Regions from separate parts of the Mus musculus genome. Here region 1 is linked to region 2. The links are chromatin loops, found by intact Hi-C in ENCODE. Cell type or tissue: left cerebral cortex. All regions are shown on one strand. Links, peaks and the distances in the headings refer to the core of each region. The heading gives the core; the rest is flanking DNA.

Evidence for each region. A loop is a pair of places that touch in the nucleus more often than their neighbours do. Peaks named below come from ENCODE experiments on the same cell type or tissue, not always from the same donor. Only the 100,000 strongest peaks of a DNase experiment are listed, where the experiment ranks them.
Region 1: a loop joins it to region 2, with 3 times the contacts of the local background. A loop is called at or near these places in 2 of 42 quality-filtered maps.

What each region holds. Positions count from the first base shown.
Region 1 is chr5:38,878,293-38,886,628 of GRCm38, reverse strand. No RefSeq gene overlaps it. Among named protein-coding and RNA genes, the nearest start is that of Clnk, 5.8 kb to the right of the region's middle. In left cerebral cortex, for the core only: a CTCF peak has its summit at 3,624 (motif pointing right); DNase peaks (open chromatin) are centred at 4,432, 4,658, 5,913, 6,415 and 1 more place; H3K27ac peaks cover 1,589 bases.
Region 2 is chr5:39,320,940-39,329,275 of GRCm38, reverse strand. It overlaps LOC115490181 (a long non-coding RNA gene), which reads right to left. Exons shown (of 4, transcript XR_003955907.1): 4 at 494-569. Among named protein-coding and RNA genes, the nearest start is that of Gm40292, 18 kb to the right of the region's middle. In left cerebral cortex, for the core only: no CTCF peak of the experiment used is centred there; DNase peaks (open chromatin) are centred at 770 and 3,659; H3K27ac peaks cover 834 bases.

The DNA.
Region 1 (8,336 bases), core at 282-8,281, 440 kb after region 2:
TTACTACAATAAACAAACAAGCAAACAAACAGACCTTTCTTCAGGACCCTTTGTACACTATCTGATTCATTATTTGTAGGATTTTTAATTTAATTTTTACTTTTGTAACTACCATTCCAAGTATTGGGTTTCATTACTTTTTCAAACATTTTGTTTTATGAATCATGAATCATCTTACTCTCATGTTTCTGCCCCATCCCCTTCCCACTTCTTACTCTACTACCCCCAGTAGACTTCTTTCCAGCTTCATGTCACGTGAGCTCAATTTCCCTTCCTCCATCCTCAAAAAAAATCATTCCCCTATCATGATCCCCTTTCTAGGTTCATGACCTATATTCACACTAAAACACACAGAAACACACACACACACTTTTCCCCTAGGGCTGGGGAGATGGGGAGACAGCTTGGTCATAAAAATGCCTCTATCATAAGGACCCAAGGATATCCTTGCATGCCCATATGCATCTTGTAACCCAAACATGGGTTGGGGGAGGAGAGAGAGAGAGAGAGAGAGAGAGAGAGAGAGAGAGATGCATGGCTTCCTGGAACTCATTAGATCATTGCAGGCAGTCTGGTAGAATAGAAAAGCTCCAGATACACTAAGAGACTGTCCCAAAAAATGAGGTGAAGAACAATCCAGAAAGACAGCCAACATTAACCTCTGGCTTCCACATACATATATGCACTTGTGTATACAACATACATACATACATACATACATACATACATACAGAGAGAGAGAGAGAGAGAGAGGAGAACTGGAATACACATATGAAAGTAAACATTGAATATTTGCCTTTCTAGGTTGGATTGCCTTGCTTAATATAACATTTTGCAGATTCATCCATTCTGCTACAAATTTTAGAATTTAATTTCTCTTTGTAGCTGAATAAAATTAGATTGTGTATACATATCACATTTTCATCATTCACTCATTTGTTGATGGACATTATCTTAGGATTTTATCACTGTGAAGAGACACCATGACCAAGGCAGCTCTTATAAAGGCAAACATTTGATTAAGGCTGGCTTACAGTTTCAGAGGTATTATCAGCATTATCATTATCAGCATAGCAGGAAGCATGACAGCCTGCAGACAGACATAATGCTAGAGAAGCCAACAGTACTATATCTTGTTCTCAGGGCATCCAGGAGGAGGCTACTCCACACTGGGCAGAGCTTGAGCATAGGAAAGCTCAAAGGCTTCACCAACAGCCTCTCATAGACTCTGTTCATGGTGCCAAGCCTCAACTTCTTTGCATGACACCTTCAGTCCTGGGCTGCACCATCACCAATGGCCTCTCTTGATCTCACACAGTGTCAAACCTCAGCTACTCTCCATGACTCCTTCACACCTTCAAAACCAGTACTATCTGTATGATTCTTACATATTACCAAGTCTGGCTGCCAGCAGGATATCTATCTCTGGACCACAGCTTCTTTGTGCTCTCAGAAAATACTTCCCAGAAGATTTTGCCTCAATGATACTGGCCTCATCTTAATCACCATTAATTTCTTAGCTCCAGCTAACTAGCAACGATTGCCATAGTAACCCCTTCTATTCTTTACTCTAAAGCCAGACCCATATGGCCAAAGCTGCTGAGTTCTGCTATTTGCTGTACCTGGAACATGGACCTTTTGTTCTAGAATATCGTCACCAACTTTCTGCTTTCAGTGATTTCCTTTACTACCTAAGCTTGGCTGTCCTGGAACTTGGTCTGTAGACTGACCTTGAACTCAGAAATCTGCATACCTGAGTGCTGGGATTAAAGACATATACCACAATGCCTGGACCTAAGCTTTTCCTTAATTCCTTTTCACAAGATCTTTATCAGTTCTACATTGTAGCTCACTCCAGATATAGTCAAGTTGATGACTGTGAATAATCGTCAAAAATCATCCCTTGTCAATTTGACACACAACCATATCTCCTTATGTCCAAATGAAAACATTAACCAGGCCATAATAATGCCTAACATGGTATAACTTCTTACAACTGTCACTGCATAAACAATAAGCTTAGCTGGGTAGCATCTTGCCCCAAGGCTACCACCCCCTTAATCCTATTTAATATCCTTAATGAGATTATTTAATCCATTTCACTTCCTGGTGTCCCTTCAATCCTTAAAGAATACATTTTGTATTTTTCCTTTCTAAGCTTGCTAGGCTTGATCAAAATGCTCTTCATAAGACTAAACCACAGTACAGTCTATGCTAGGCTTTGTTTGAGATTTCCTTTGTCAACATAATTAATCTAAAACTCTTCACTTTAGAGCCTCGGCCAGACTCTTCAGACAAAGGCAAAAAGCAGCCACATTCTTCACCAAAATATCACAAGAATGATCTCTAGGCAACATACTAAAATTCTTCTCTGAAACCTTTGAGCCAAGCCCCCAGCACTTCAAATAATCTTCACAAGACTGTAATTCCATGTTCTTGCTATGCTTAAACCATTCCATTGCTTTCCTAATTCAAAACTCCAAAATCAACATCCCTCCAAACAAAAGCACAGTCATGCATATATATCGTAGCAATGCCCAAATCTGACACCACTTTATCTTAGTTAGGTTTTATTGCTGTGACAAAGTATCATGACCAAAAATCAAGTTGAGGGAAAAAGGATCTATTATTGGGTTCACACTTTGAAATTACAATCCATCACCGGAAGAAATCAGAACAGGAATTAAAGCAGGGCTGGAACCTGGAGGCCAGAGCTGATACAAAGGCCATAGAGAACCTTCTTCCCCAGTAGTATGATAGAACTTTTCAGCATTATGAAAGCTAACCTATAGGGATGGAGCTTATAAATTTCGCCATGCTCTAACTCATGTATGTGGTCCTTAGCAATAGGGACTTACCCTCAAGTCCAAGAAGGTAACCAAGAGCAAGAGCAATAGTGCATGGAGGAAGGGGTGTTATGGGACCTTACTGACCAACGCCAACTCTGAAAGTGCTTCCCACACCCAGCACTGGGCCTTTCTTAAGATGTTTTCATTTCATTGTTAGTGCCTGCACATATGCACGAGAACTGTGCTAGTCCGGGTGTCCACAGAGGCCAGAAGCATCAGATCCCGTGAACCTGAACTTACAGACAGTTGTAAAGCAATATATGGGTGCTAGGAACTGAACCCACATCCTCTGCAAAAAGGCAGCAGGTATTTTTCCCTGCTGAGCCAGCTCTTCAGCCCCAGCCATTTGACTCTTTAGTTTTAATGTCCACACTAATTTTACAATGGCTGCACTGGCATGTACAGAAGACCATTAGCTAAGGAGCCATGCCCCTACTGCTCCCTAAGAGACCCTAGAATTAGAGAGTGTTTACCTTACTAGGATCCATATAAAACCTGGAGACTTGGGATCAGGTCTCAGCCTGTCTGCTGACGAGAATTCAGTGCTGATGCTTCACTGCACAGTGCCTTTGTTTCTTCTGTTCAAAGACCGAAAAAAGCCAGGTCTGGGACAAGTGTTCTGAAGATTGGATATGAGAGCCCATCCTTGCTCAGTGTTCCACCAGCTCCAGGGTCCCGATGAGATTCTTTAATGAGTATCTTTAAATCTCAAATGTCTTTTTATTTTCTAAAGATTTATTGATTTTATTTATAGGAGTACCCTGTAGCTGTCTTCAGACACACCAGAAGAGGGCATCAGATTCCATTACAGATGGTTGTGAGCCACCATGTGGTTGCTGGGAATTAAACTCAGGACCTTTGGAAGAGCAGTCAGTGCTCTTAACCACTGAGCCATGTTATAATGAGGATGGGGGTGTGTAGCCTCAAATGCAAATGAAGCAATGCATGGTGTAGGCAAGAGCTTTGAAAATGTGACTGTGCTATTCATACCAGTATAATGTTCCTGACTTCCTTAAAGACAGGGAAGTATCCAAGATTTCCTTCTCCTTTATACAGAAAGCGAGAGACAGACAGACAGACAGACAGACAGACAGACAGACAGACAGACAGAAAGACAGAGAATGAAGGAGAGAGGTGAGCAGTCCTATCCCTCCATAACACCACAGAGCCAGGTCCACCATAGGTATTCACCTCAGCCTCCTTCCTCTCCTTCTCTATTCTGAGTCTGTCTTCAGGCTACCTGCAGCCTGTTCACCGTGAGTGCTCACCCTGAGAGTCTATCATGGGATTCCTCAGCCATATTCCATGCTATTTTTCTTTTTCTTAATCCAACTCTTCCTTCAAGACCTGAATTCAGCCAATGTGAGGACAGATGGTGTGGGGCCCTTTGCCCTGCCAATTTAGCAATCTTGGCAAGAACTGGGTCCTTGTGTGCAGGGGGGGTGGGGTGGGGGAGTGATTTTTGCTTGCATAGTTTAAAAATACTACAGTGTTTTTAACCTCAGGGAAAAATGTTTGGCAAACAACCCATAGCAGATTTTCTTTTTCTTGTGGATGATGTCACATCCCTAGCCAGATTTGTCTAAACAAGGCTCTGCTCAAGAAAAATGGCTAGCTCTGGGTGTCGTTACCATGTAGCATTAAGAGGCATGCCAAGAGCAGGTTTGGGTTAAAATGCTTGGGTCTGACCTCTGCCTTAGCTTTCTCCAGTGCACTGTGAGGTCATTTACCACGATAGAGCTCTGTAGTCTCATGAATGAAAAACAACAATTTTAAGCTATAATCAGTTCAGTTCAGCAGCTGCTGAGTGGTTTACTGTAATAGCATCTGGGGTGGTAAGTAAGACAGCCACCAGCCAGGATTTTGTAATCAGTCATGCTTAAACTCAAAAATTGGGGACCTCTTCTGGTGTTCCCTCTGCTTAGCGATCTCTTCCATCTGGAGTAATCTCTGGTTAGCTCCTTTTCTGCAGTCAGATCTCACTCAGTTCACATGCTCCCTCTGCATAGATTGAAGCTTAAGTTATCTTGGGTAAATCTGCCAGTGCCCATGTCCTGACCAACCTCTCATTTTATCCTCTTTCACTCTGTCATGGCACTGTGCTGTGTCTATTTTGTGTTTGTGTGCTACTGGCATTTCCCAAGGTCAAGCCACATGCCTTTCCCATGCCGTGTAGCAGGACAGAAGTGCCTTTAGCCTCCAGTCCTCACAATGGGGGCCTTGGAGGTAAATGAATCACTCACTCATCTTAGGAGAACTTGCAACATTTGAATCTGCTTCTTCAAATGTGTACCAGAAATAACAGTGGTATCCATCTAGACATACTGGGTTTTGGTTTTTGGTTTGTTTTTTTTGGGGGGGGGGGGCGTTGTTTCTGTTTTTGGTTTTTGTTGTTGTTGTTTTGGTTTTTTTTTTTTTTTTTTTTTTGAGACAGGGTTTCTCTGTGTAGCCCTGGCTGTCCTGGAACTCACTCTGTAGACCAGGCTGGCCTCAAACTCAGAAATCCACCTGCCTCTGCCTCCCAAGTGCTAGGATTAAAGGCATGTGCCATCACTGCCCAGCTAGACTTACTGTTTTATTATAGCATGAACCTATGTGAAGTGCCAAGAGCAATTATTGACTCAACTGAAGTGTTGACACTTAACCCATGAGACCTTTCTGGAGAAGCTTGCTATAACTTCAATAGTGGACTTGTGAACATGGTGTGAGGCAAAGATTTTAGGGACGTTCTCTGTCTGCCCTTACTTATCACCTCTTCCCCTGGCAGCTCCAAAGGACTTAAACATGGGTGTAATACAGCCATTCTAGAAAAATACATGTCAGAAATTGTGTTGTGCTCTGAACTGCCCTTTGCTGGGACTGTAAGCTCCTGCGAGGAGTCCTCATATCCATGTACCATTTCTTCTTTTTCCGTGGGATGGCTAGCCAGGGCAGCTGAGCCAGCAACTGGAAACACCTTAAGATTCTTAAGATACACAGTGTTCTCCAAGAGATCAGGCCCATTCAAATTTGAGCTTTTCTCCTGGTAACTACTTAACCTTTGTAAGAAAGTATCCAGTGGTGTCTCAGAACCAGCTCAAGTTGAGCATGTCTGAAATCCAGCAGAGGAGGACACTTAAGCTTAAATTCAAACACAAATGCTCCATTTTGGGAGACAGGACTGTGATGTGAAAGAGAGCACAGTTAATTGCGGTGGGCTGAAGGTTCACAATGTGCACCCTGGGACCACAGGATAGGAGATAACAGGAGAACACAATTAGGGAAAGCTGAGTCCCTCTCTGACTTGTGCCCAGTGTCCAGCTGCCTGAGGCACCAGTAATGAGCAGATGCTAAACTGTAATAAATCAGGAAAGCTAGTGCTAATTAAGTCAGGTTCTACGCAGGATTTCTCTTGCAATTTTTTTAAGTGTGATTTTGATCCACTGAGTAGACAGTCCTTAGAAAAAGACAAGCTCTTCCAATAAACACCACCCCTCTTCCACGACGATGTAGAAAATTGACTCGAGTTTGCGGGGTATGAGTGCGTGTAAGCTTCACGGTGCAAGTGCAGCGCTTGACAGCAGCCCAAGACCAGCTGCCTGACAGGAGCCTGGACTTGGCAGACAGCACCAGCTGCAAGCAGGAAACTGAATACCAAGAGGTGTCAGAGTGTTTACTCAGAACTCCCCGTTTCTTTTAACACTTAAACTTCTTCTTATTCCCAAAAGAAGATGAGGATAAAGACGAAGATAAAGAAGAAGCAGAAAAGGAAATTGCAAAAGTTGAAAGTAGAACCAAGTTTGCATCTGCCCAGAGTACTTACTCACTGGAAATCCATTTCTAAAAATGCAGGGACCAAGAAGACATTCTACATCACAGCTCTGGATTTGGTCCTTCTTCTTGGAGGTCTGTAAAAATTTAAAAGGTTAAAAATAATTTTAAGTATACATTAAGATGTAAATTTTAATGGACAGTGAACTCATAATAAAAGTTGGAGTGGGTGGAAAGTTGCCCTCTTTGGCTGGGCTCTAGGTGGTTGACACAGGAATCTAACTCTCTCGATTATGCAACAGCACAGAGCCATCCTCTCCCATCTCACATGTAGCTCTACTGTACCATGCAGAGCTCTGCTGTACTACAAATCTCCTCTCCACATATGTAGCCTATTATTTGTCCATTGGTGAGATGGACATGCCTCCAACTGCAGGCCCTCATTCCCAGGCTTCCTGTTGAAAAAAAAAAAGGATTATGCTCCTTTCAAAGCCAGGCATCCCCTCAGTAATACAGCTGGATCCTCAGAACCTGAGTGTTCAAACCCAGACTCTAGTGAATTTTCCTGAACTACCCTCTGGTGACTCAAGGCTCATGGACCTAATTGACCATGCAGGTGGGGAGGGAGGATGGAGGTCAAGAGGCAAGAACTCTTGCAGCAATTAGTATAAAATAAAGGACAACAAATTGAAGGACCGCCTGTTCAGCCTGAGTGATAGCAGCCAAGAGGAAATGTGGGCTGTGGTCCTCAGCAGAGTGAGTATTGCCCTGTTCTGGCTGTTTCCAGGCTAGCATCTTCCTGTCTCTTCTGCATTCCTGTAACTTGTTGCTTTGTAGGTTCCTCAGGAGAGCTTGGCTATCCTCCTGGCATTCAGATATACAACTCTTGGGCTCCAGATGTTTTCCCACACCATCCCTCTGTCCCTATCTTCCTTCCTTCTCCACTCTCTGCCTTCCTTCCTCCTTCCCTCCCTCTCTTCATTTCTTTCCATCCTTCATTTCCCTTATTTCTCTTCATTTGGTCTAGAAAATCCTCACCCATCATGGAGACCTTGGCTTTCATCATCACCTCCCGAAAGGAAGTATTTTCTGAACCCAGAGTGGGCGATAACTAGCCTGTTACACACATGTGAGAACCTCTGTTTTCCTATCTCAAAAGAGCTACCATGTTTAGCATTTCTCATTTAATACCTCTCTGGCCTATTATCCCCATGAAGCAGCAATATTGTTTTTCTTTTACCTTTGAGCCTCTATATCTGACCCAATGCCTGGCATGTAGTAGGCAGAAGGAGCCAATGAACAAAAAATTGTCGAAGCAGGCCCACCTCATTGTATTGGATGAAATCAATAGTTCTTTGTTAGTAAAGTTTGTCCATTTTTGACTCCTCAAAAAAGTAAACTATGAGAGATAAAGAGCAAGGTATGTGTTTAATGCAATTGTGTTCTAGCATCTAATAGCATGATTGGCAGATAGTAATTGTTCTCTGCTTTTTGAGACAGAATTTCATGCAGCCCAGGTTGGCTCAAAACCACATCATAAAAAATGATCTTGATCTACGGATCCTGCTTCCTCTCTATCCCCCCAAAGAACTGGGATTACTTATTTTTCTATTTCAAAAAAGCAGTAAACATCACATATAACCATATTCCCACCAATCTTTAATTCTTCCTTAATGGGTATTTTGTATTGGACTTGCCTTTTCAATGTCCTTAGAACTAACTGTAATGTGATGCCTA
Region 2 (8,336 bases), core at 311-8,310:
CCTATATGTTAAAGTGACAAGAAGATGGATGGTCCCTCCATCAAGGACAGATTACCTGGAAGGGGCTTTGGGAACAGGGCACATACAATGTAATCTGCCCATTCCCAAGGCAGCCAGGAAACCTCCAACACATGCTCTTGGTGGTTTTAATATCTATCTTAATGCTCTCTGCTTTACCCATGCTCTAGAATTCCAAACCGTGGCCTTAGGCAAGATTAAAGTGGAACATTCCGGTAGAGCTTTCCGAACATCCTCTCAACTTACAGAGCAAATACAGAAGGATAGTTCTGAATCTGGTGCTGAGCCCAGTCATATAGGTAAACTGGGATTTGTTCTGATGCTCAGACACAAGCCATTGTGTGAGAAAGGGAAGTGAAGCTGGCTCAGATTGAAATTTTTATTTCATGGAGCAGAGAAGGAAATATGTTCTTGACCCTGAGGAGGAAACAGAATATGTAGGCATGAAGAATGAATGTCTTCCAGCCATTGGAAGTATGTGCTTGGCCCTTCTTGTTTCAGGTGTGGGTTGGGGCTTGTAGGAATCAAGAACAGCCTGCCATCTTGGTTGTCTAAAATGAGAAATCATGGGAGAGGAATTTAATAAATCCTGAACAGGCTAGGACAATAGCTTCTGCGAAGTGGGGGGAAAAAAACCCTCCAAGGATGACAGATTTAGCTTCTCATATCTTGTCAGAACATTAGCATAAGAGTGAGCTGCCTCACATGAACTTAAAATACAGGAGAAAATTACTCTCAGAGAGTTACAGCTGAGCCTACACTTAGTGGATATGATTCTTTGGTCTGGCACCTGTGAAAGAAACCCAAATTAGAAATGGAAGTCAGAAAAAGGCCAAGGTGTAAACTCTAGACACACACCAAAGGTTCGTTGTGTGCCAGGAGACTAAGTAGCTTGCACACATAGTGGTACCTAAAACGTCACGGCAACCTTGTACAGCCTTTTCTGTTTGATATAAGCTATACCTGAATTCTGAAGGCTTAAATTGCTTGGCTAAACACTCATAGCAGGTAGGGGAGAAAGAGCAACAGGGGTGATTCAGATATCTGGACTCAAAGCTCTGTTCAGAGAGGTGGAGCTAGGATGCCACTGTGATTTCACAGAAAGTAACCTAGCAAGATTGAGACCAATAATGATTGCAGCACATTCATTCCTTTATTCACCCTTATACACTCAAAAAAAAAAACCCAGAACTTGCTGTTTATATAATTTTTCAAAAGGCAGAGACTGGGATTCTATGGTACAGTGGGTTGAATACTGGTGGTCAAAAGTCTGTCTCATCCAGTACCATGGCATACGATGGGTTTATGGGATAAAGGTCTTTGCAGGTATCTTTGTGGTATAGATGTTGAGAACACAGCCTCACAGGTACTCATGAGCGTTGAACTGATCTAGTAGGGTATCTTTACAAGAACTAAAAGGAAATGACAGAGGAAAGGTCATAAAAGAGAAGGATCTGTGAAGCTGGTGGAGACCCAGAATGTAGTCATGATGTCATAAAAGCAAAGAACACTGGATGCCAACTGAAGCCAGGAGAGGATTTTCTTGGAAGTTGACAAAGTAGACTTGACTATAGAAGTAGCATTACAAAATCTGCACCTCCAGAACCAGGGACAAAGGAAACTATTTTGTTGTTAAGGTAGTGTGTCTGGCATTGTTATAGAAGCCTTGTTTCTGAGGAGGGTTTAAGTCAGGGATACAACTGATCATCAGAGATTGGAGATGTTGAGACTATCTCATGTAGCTGATTGAAGAATAAGAAGACCTCTGAAAGCAGAAGGCTTTGCCTCACTCATCTAGAAAACAAAACACCTATTCCTAAAGTTAGCTTTCTTAAATGGCCTTATCTCCTGCCTAGAAGAGGAAGTAGTCAATGCTTGCTGTTCATAATTTTTAGAAGCTTTCTAACTCAGCTTAGCATAATAGGATTGTGTTGTTTCTGAAAACATTTAACAACATCACAAGAGGAAGTTAGAAACTTAACTTTAATTCTTTAAGCTTCACATGCAAGAAATGAGAATATGTTTGGAAATTTTTAGCACTTCTAATACACAGAAAATAGTCAATAAATGCTTGTCATTTTCATGTTTTTACAGATGACTACAATGTCTAAGAAAACAAGCTTGAGGGAATAGTTTCAGCTGCATTTAAAGTATATTTATGACAGGAAGACAGTGTTCAAAATGTTTTGCTTATTGAAAAAAAGCAATATGCAGAAATACAGGTAATTATATAGACAGTATGATGCAAATTCTAGAAAGCATTTTGATTTAATATTTAATACTCTAAGTTAAATAATGGAGGAGCCCATGTGCTTATTAATATCGTATGGCCACATATAACCTACCATGCATCAGACCTGAAACAGATGTATGCATTTTCATATATTCGTACATTAACCCAAGGATATTTATTAATTGCTATCATTGTTCACTGGGTAATACAATTAAAAATATTTGCTTATCCACAGCACAGTGTTTCTAAAAATCTAATACTTGTGGGTAAATTTTAGTTAAATTTTAGACATTTTCGTTGTATTTAAAGTAAGTGTAATAAGAATCGTCCTATTTCTTGTGGATACATAACACTTAAAGCATACATAGAGGAGTGTGTTCATTAACCATAGCAGTTAGCAGGAATTTATGTTCTAGGTGAGGGGAGTAACTTCAAAATGATTAAGGATACCTACGAGATCCCCCACACTTCTTCAGTCAGTCCTGGCAAGTTAGCCTACTGATGTCATTTGAGCCACATCTGAGGTCCATGGTAACATGGGTATAAATCTGCCTACCTTGTGAGGGTGCCACCCAATACATCCTTAAATCCTTTATTCCCTAGGCCCAAGCTTCCTGTGTCCCTGTTCTCTGGCATGTATAGATTTGAGTGCTATGGAGAGGAGCTAAGAGGGGGAGTTCCCTGAGTTATATACGCAAGAGTAAGATTCATTTTAATTTGCATTTTTACAGTCACTGGCTGTATGTAATTTTACAAATTCTTGATTAAAGAAATAATTGCCAGTAAAATCTAAGGGAAAATAATCTACAGATTCCTGTAAACTTCACATAAGAGACTACAGGTATATTATACACACTGAACATGTGTCCATTAACACAAATACTGTAGCTTTGGGAAATACAGATAATATTGTTTTATTAAGTATTATAATATACCACAAATTAACCATGTATTATTATTACACATTACTTATATTCATAACTTAATTATACCATGTGAGATATGTATATATATATATGTATACCCCCCCCACACACATATATATACATACAATGTTTTGCAGATACATATAAAAGCTAAAAGGTAAAATGAAGACTCAGTCACAGTTTACAAAAATTACCTCTAAATAAATTTCACTTTTTTTCTTGCTTTAAAAAAATTCTAAATTTCCTTCTATAAATCAAAAATGGTGTAGTTTAAAAATTCAATAAATGCTATAAAAATCTGTATTCACACTTCACAGTTACAGATTTGCTCAAAGGAAACAGATGGTTGTTAGCCCTGTAACATTCTGTCTCCTAAAATTAGAGCCAGACACTCTGGTGTGATCCATTGCTCAACATGGATTCTAGATTTTAAAATGCCAATAGACAAAACTGCAAATCATGAACCTAATTTGTTGTAGAGGAGGTGGGACTGTCCAGCCCAATCACTTATTTAGTACGTATTGAAGGCAGACAGTGTCCATGCATAGAGAGCAATTTCGATAGAAGACACATCCCCCCTCTCCTGGAGCTTTTGATTCAGTGGAACCTGTATTTATAATAAGCCTGCCTGTATCTAGAGAGGAAACTTCTACCAAAGCAGAGATCCCTCTGCATTCTTCACAGCTGATCTTCTAGGGATCCTCACTGATGTCACATAGCACAGGCAAAATAAATGCTACTTTAGTTGAAAGTGAAGTAATTTCCCAATGACATTCAAACTGATAGAAATCAGTACAGCAGAGATTAGCCTGTTGATAGGCATTAGTCTACATTTTAAAATACATTTCACGTGGTCCTCAAACCCTTAAAGTTTACATTCTCTTCGAAGAAGCAGGATTGGATGTGAGGCATTCAATGACAGCTACAGACAAGGTACACAATTAGCTAAATGGACGAAAAGGTTATTTCTTTCAAGGGCAAGAGGTCACTGGAGACATGCTGCTGAATGTCACTGAAGACCTGGGTCAGAGAAGGATAGGAGTTAATTGGGTAAAACGAGGAGAAAGGACATTGTGAGCAAACAGAAGTCACATGTGCAGTTGCCTTGATGGATAGAGCAGCATGCTCTGTTTCAGCAACCTGCCATTTAGACTGGTGGGAAAAGCAATTTGCAAGCCAGAGCACAGCAGTCCACATCTTTTATTGCAGGAGGTGAGGAAGAGTCGGAAGTTTATAAGAAAGAAGTATTGCAATAGAGCTTTTGGAGAGGAGTGTGTAGGATAGATAACCTCTGGGCAACGAGGGTGTCTCAGAATGACCTAAAGGAAGTCTGGAATGAACAGTTCTGACTCAGAATGGGACATGCTGCCACAAGGTCTTGGGGAATAAAAAGGCTAATTTAACTTCTAATGTCATATGGTCATCCATACACAGGCATCAGTCATTTTCCCTGCCCGGCTTTGCCAAATTAAAGAACAGCTTGAAATGGATTAGTTCAACAGTTCTATCAGATGATTGGAGAAAATGCCTTAGTGGATACCCTGTTGAAGCAATGCTATGACTATGCTTTGTGAAGTGTATCTTTGTATACTGGTGCATGCCTTATCTAGCCCCAAGGCATAATTATAACAGTAACATCAATAATAATTACATCTCATAATCTTTATATCCACAACATTCACTGTAACACTTCAATACCCCGTGACTAAGAAAGTTAACTTGTGATTACCTCCAGGTTTGGAATGATATTATGCTTAGACAACAGAAGAAACTTTCATCATCTCCAAACTTAAGTAAAAGATGTGGTGCTGTGCATGTGGGATGCAAAGACTTTACACCCACATCTAGGATTGTTGCACCAGACTAAGTTGTAATAAAGGAGGAGGAAGAACAAACAGTACTTCTGTGTTAAGAAAAGTCCGATCGTGACCAGATCTTGAGTAGCAAAGTTAAGAGTTCAAAGAATACAAGGGAAAATTTATAGTATAACAGAACTTTTGCTTCAATCTATTTTATCTGGAAAAAAAGGTAATTTTTATGTTGCCCCGAGGAAACTGTCGTTATCTGACATAGGGCAAGCTAACCAGAATTGCCTCCATTCATGAACTCACTGTTGCTAAGATACCATGATCAATTATTTTTTACTGAATGGTAATAGTGAGCCCAAGTAGTGTTAATTCACCTAACACAAGTTTTAAATTAAAAGTAATTATTTTTCTTTGTTCTTGAAAATACCATTTCTCTCTGGACATGCATTCAAAAGCAAAATCTTAGGTTCTAGTTCATGGATGAAAAGAGAAAGCAAATTGAGTTCATTAAAGGTGGAATTACTCAAAGACTTACTGATTTCCTCCAGTTAATACACTAGCAGGAAAAGCTGAAAATGAAATATATTACTTGAATTTGGGGTAGAGGAGGGATGGGGGGAACTCATGGCCACATAATTTTGTACTTTGTTTTCATTTGCTAATGTTCAGTGTTAATGTTTAAATTTGAGCATAATGGCAGTTATTATATCCAACTATTTGAAAAGTTGAGGCAAAGCGATTACAACCACAGGTCAATGTGGGCTAAAGGGCATGTTCAAGGTCCAGCCCCAGTAATTTAGTGAGACTCTTTCTAAAAAATAAATAAAAATAAAAACTAGAAGGATAGAAGATGGAGGATGTGAGTGTAGCTCTGTAGTAAATTTCTGCAGTAAATCTCCAGCTCCAATAAGCCTGTGCAAAAACACACAACTCAGTTTTAATATTTATAAGCTGCATGTCTAGATTGCTCAGATCTGCCACTAATTCCCAGCCGTGAGATCCCATGTCAAGCCCTCAACCTTAATATGAAGAATTAGAAGCAACACTGAACTGTGTCAACTTAGAACATGTTAGGAATCGCGCCCTCACAATGCCTGGGTGCACTTATTTGTGATTTTCTCAGACTCCTAGCCCATAGATTTGAGAGAGGAAGACCCAACTTAGGCAGTGGTTGGGGGCAATGAACCTTGACTATACACCATAACCATAGAATAGACTTTAAGAAAACAACCCCTTAAAATCAGAAAGTCATCACCTAGATTCACCAAGTCATAAAAATTTCCTAAATGGATGGATGTAAGGCCATTGTCATCATAGGGCAGACTTGAAAAGGACACAGTTGGTTGTCTTCAAAAATATGATAAGGAAATGGGGCCAATAGTGAGTTAATTAGCCCAAGCAAATGGAGCCTTAAAGAAATTAGAGGGGGGGAAATACAGAAGTGTGTTGAAAGCCCAGAATAAGAGAGACTTTGGTGTATGTAGCAATGGAGTGGTTATATTTGGGATACAAAAATAATTTCAGGACCTGATAAATACTCATGGCCCAATAGAGATTTTTAATATGAGGCAGTAGGAAAAGAGGCTATACAATCAATATCTACACGAAGAGCTGCTATAGCATTGTGAAATGCAAATTTAATCAGCCAGAGAGGTAGTTGAATGGGTAAGGGCTCTTGTTACCAATCCCAATAAGCTAAGCTCCATCCTTGGCACCCATGTGTTCAAGAGAAGACCCAATCCTGTCAGTTTTCCCCATGACCACCACATACATGCTGTGGCTTGAGAGAATACACACACACACACACACACACACACACACACACACACACACCCAGGCACACACATATACACATGCACACATACACACATAAATGTGATAATGCAAAGCATCTCACATGTGTGCCAATTGAGGTTAAATTGATGGCTGTATTTATAATATTAATCTTAGAAAAATGTGATTATAAAAATGAAATAAATCCCATAACAACTGCATATAGCCCACCTTTGTAAACATGAGTATGAAGTAACCTTTACCATAAAACTCAAGAAAGAATAAAATAACAGCACCCATCTGGCTTGTCAGGGTGCAGTATCCTGCATGCATAAATTATTTGTTATAAGTAGAATAATCTCTTTATATGTGTATCCAAGATGTTAATTGCTTTTAAAAAAATTAGGTAGGAGGAAGCAGAGTTGTTGGAATTTTAGTACTAGTTGCAGGCTTGGAATACTCCTAGTTCATGCCAACCCATTCATAAATGAACACAAGGTGATCTAGGGAACAAGTTACAGAGTTTTGATGACAGACAAAGATGATCAATTCAGGTTAAATAAAAACTGGATGAATTGGGAATACCAACTGATATCCAGAAAAGCAGTGGCAGAGGAAATGCCAGCACATCTATAGGGATGCTGATAACTCCTCTACCAGGCTAGACATCACTCATCTGTTGTATCTATCACAAGGAAACTGGAAAACTAGAATGAGGCCTAAGGATGTAGATCAATGATGGAGTACCTGGGTAAGACCCTGGTTTTGATCCCCGGTACCACTAAATAAATAACAAATAGCATGCTTTCACCCAATCATGGAACATTGCCAATGTGGTTATGCCTTTAACTCCTAAGAATCCTTGTGTTTATTCCAACACATATTATCAAGACTGTTTCACAGGTAAGGAAACCATTGATGAAGAAGATGGATAATCAGGGTTCAAGTTACATAATCATGATCCAGGAGCCACTCTCCTAAGTCTTCAATGTCCTGCCTCACTAAACAAATTCTATGTAGTCTTGATGCAGAAGTTTCATATGATAAGCCATCCTGAGCGCACACCTCCTCACCTCTCTGGGATCTGCTGCTCACGACAGAGGGACACCTGCTATTTCCTATTCTCATCTTTCAAAATCATCACCATGATTATTCATGATTTGTTTTTCCATCTGCCTGGAAATGGACATGACCTTGAAAGACACATCCTTACTACATCCTGTCTATATTGGCCTGGGTCCCTGTGGAGCAAAACCTTTCTCTCCACATCCCATGTCCTCATCATATAAGGAAAACACATCTTATGAAACAGCACTGGTTTTTGAAAATATATCTATTATTACAACATAATACACATAGGCATGGAAAGTGAAAGATTATAGCTGGGATCCCCCAATGGAAGCAACACACTAACCTAAGAGAAGAGAGCAATTAAACCCACCTTGAGAAGGTCTCAAGCTGGCTGCATTTTCAGAGGAACCTCCATTGAATCAGCCAAGTCTTTTAAGGAGGCAAATACCCAGGACTTCCCAGGCCAATTAGTGTGCATACACTAGAAAGGCCAAGGACAGAAGCCCA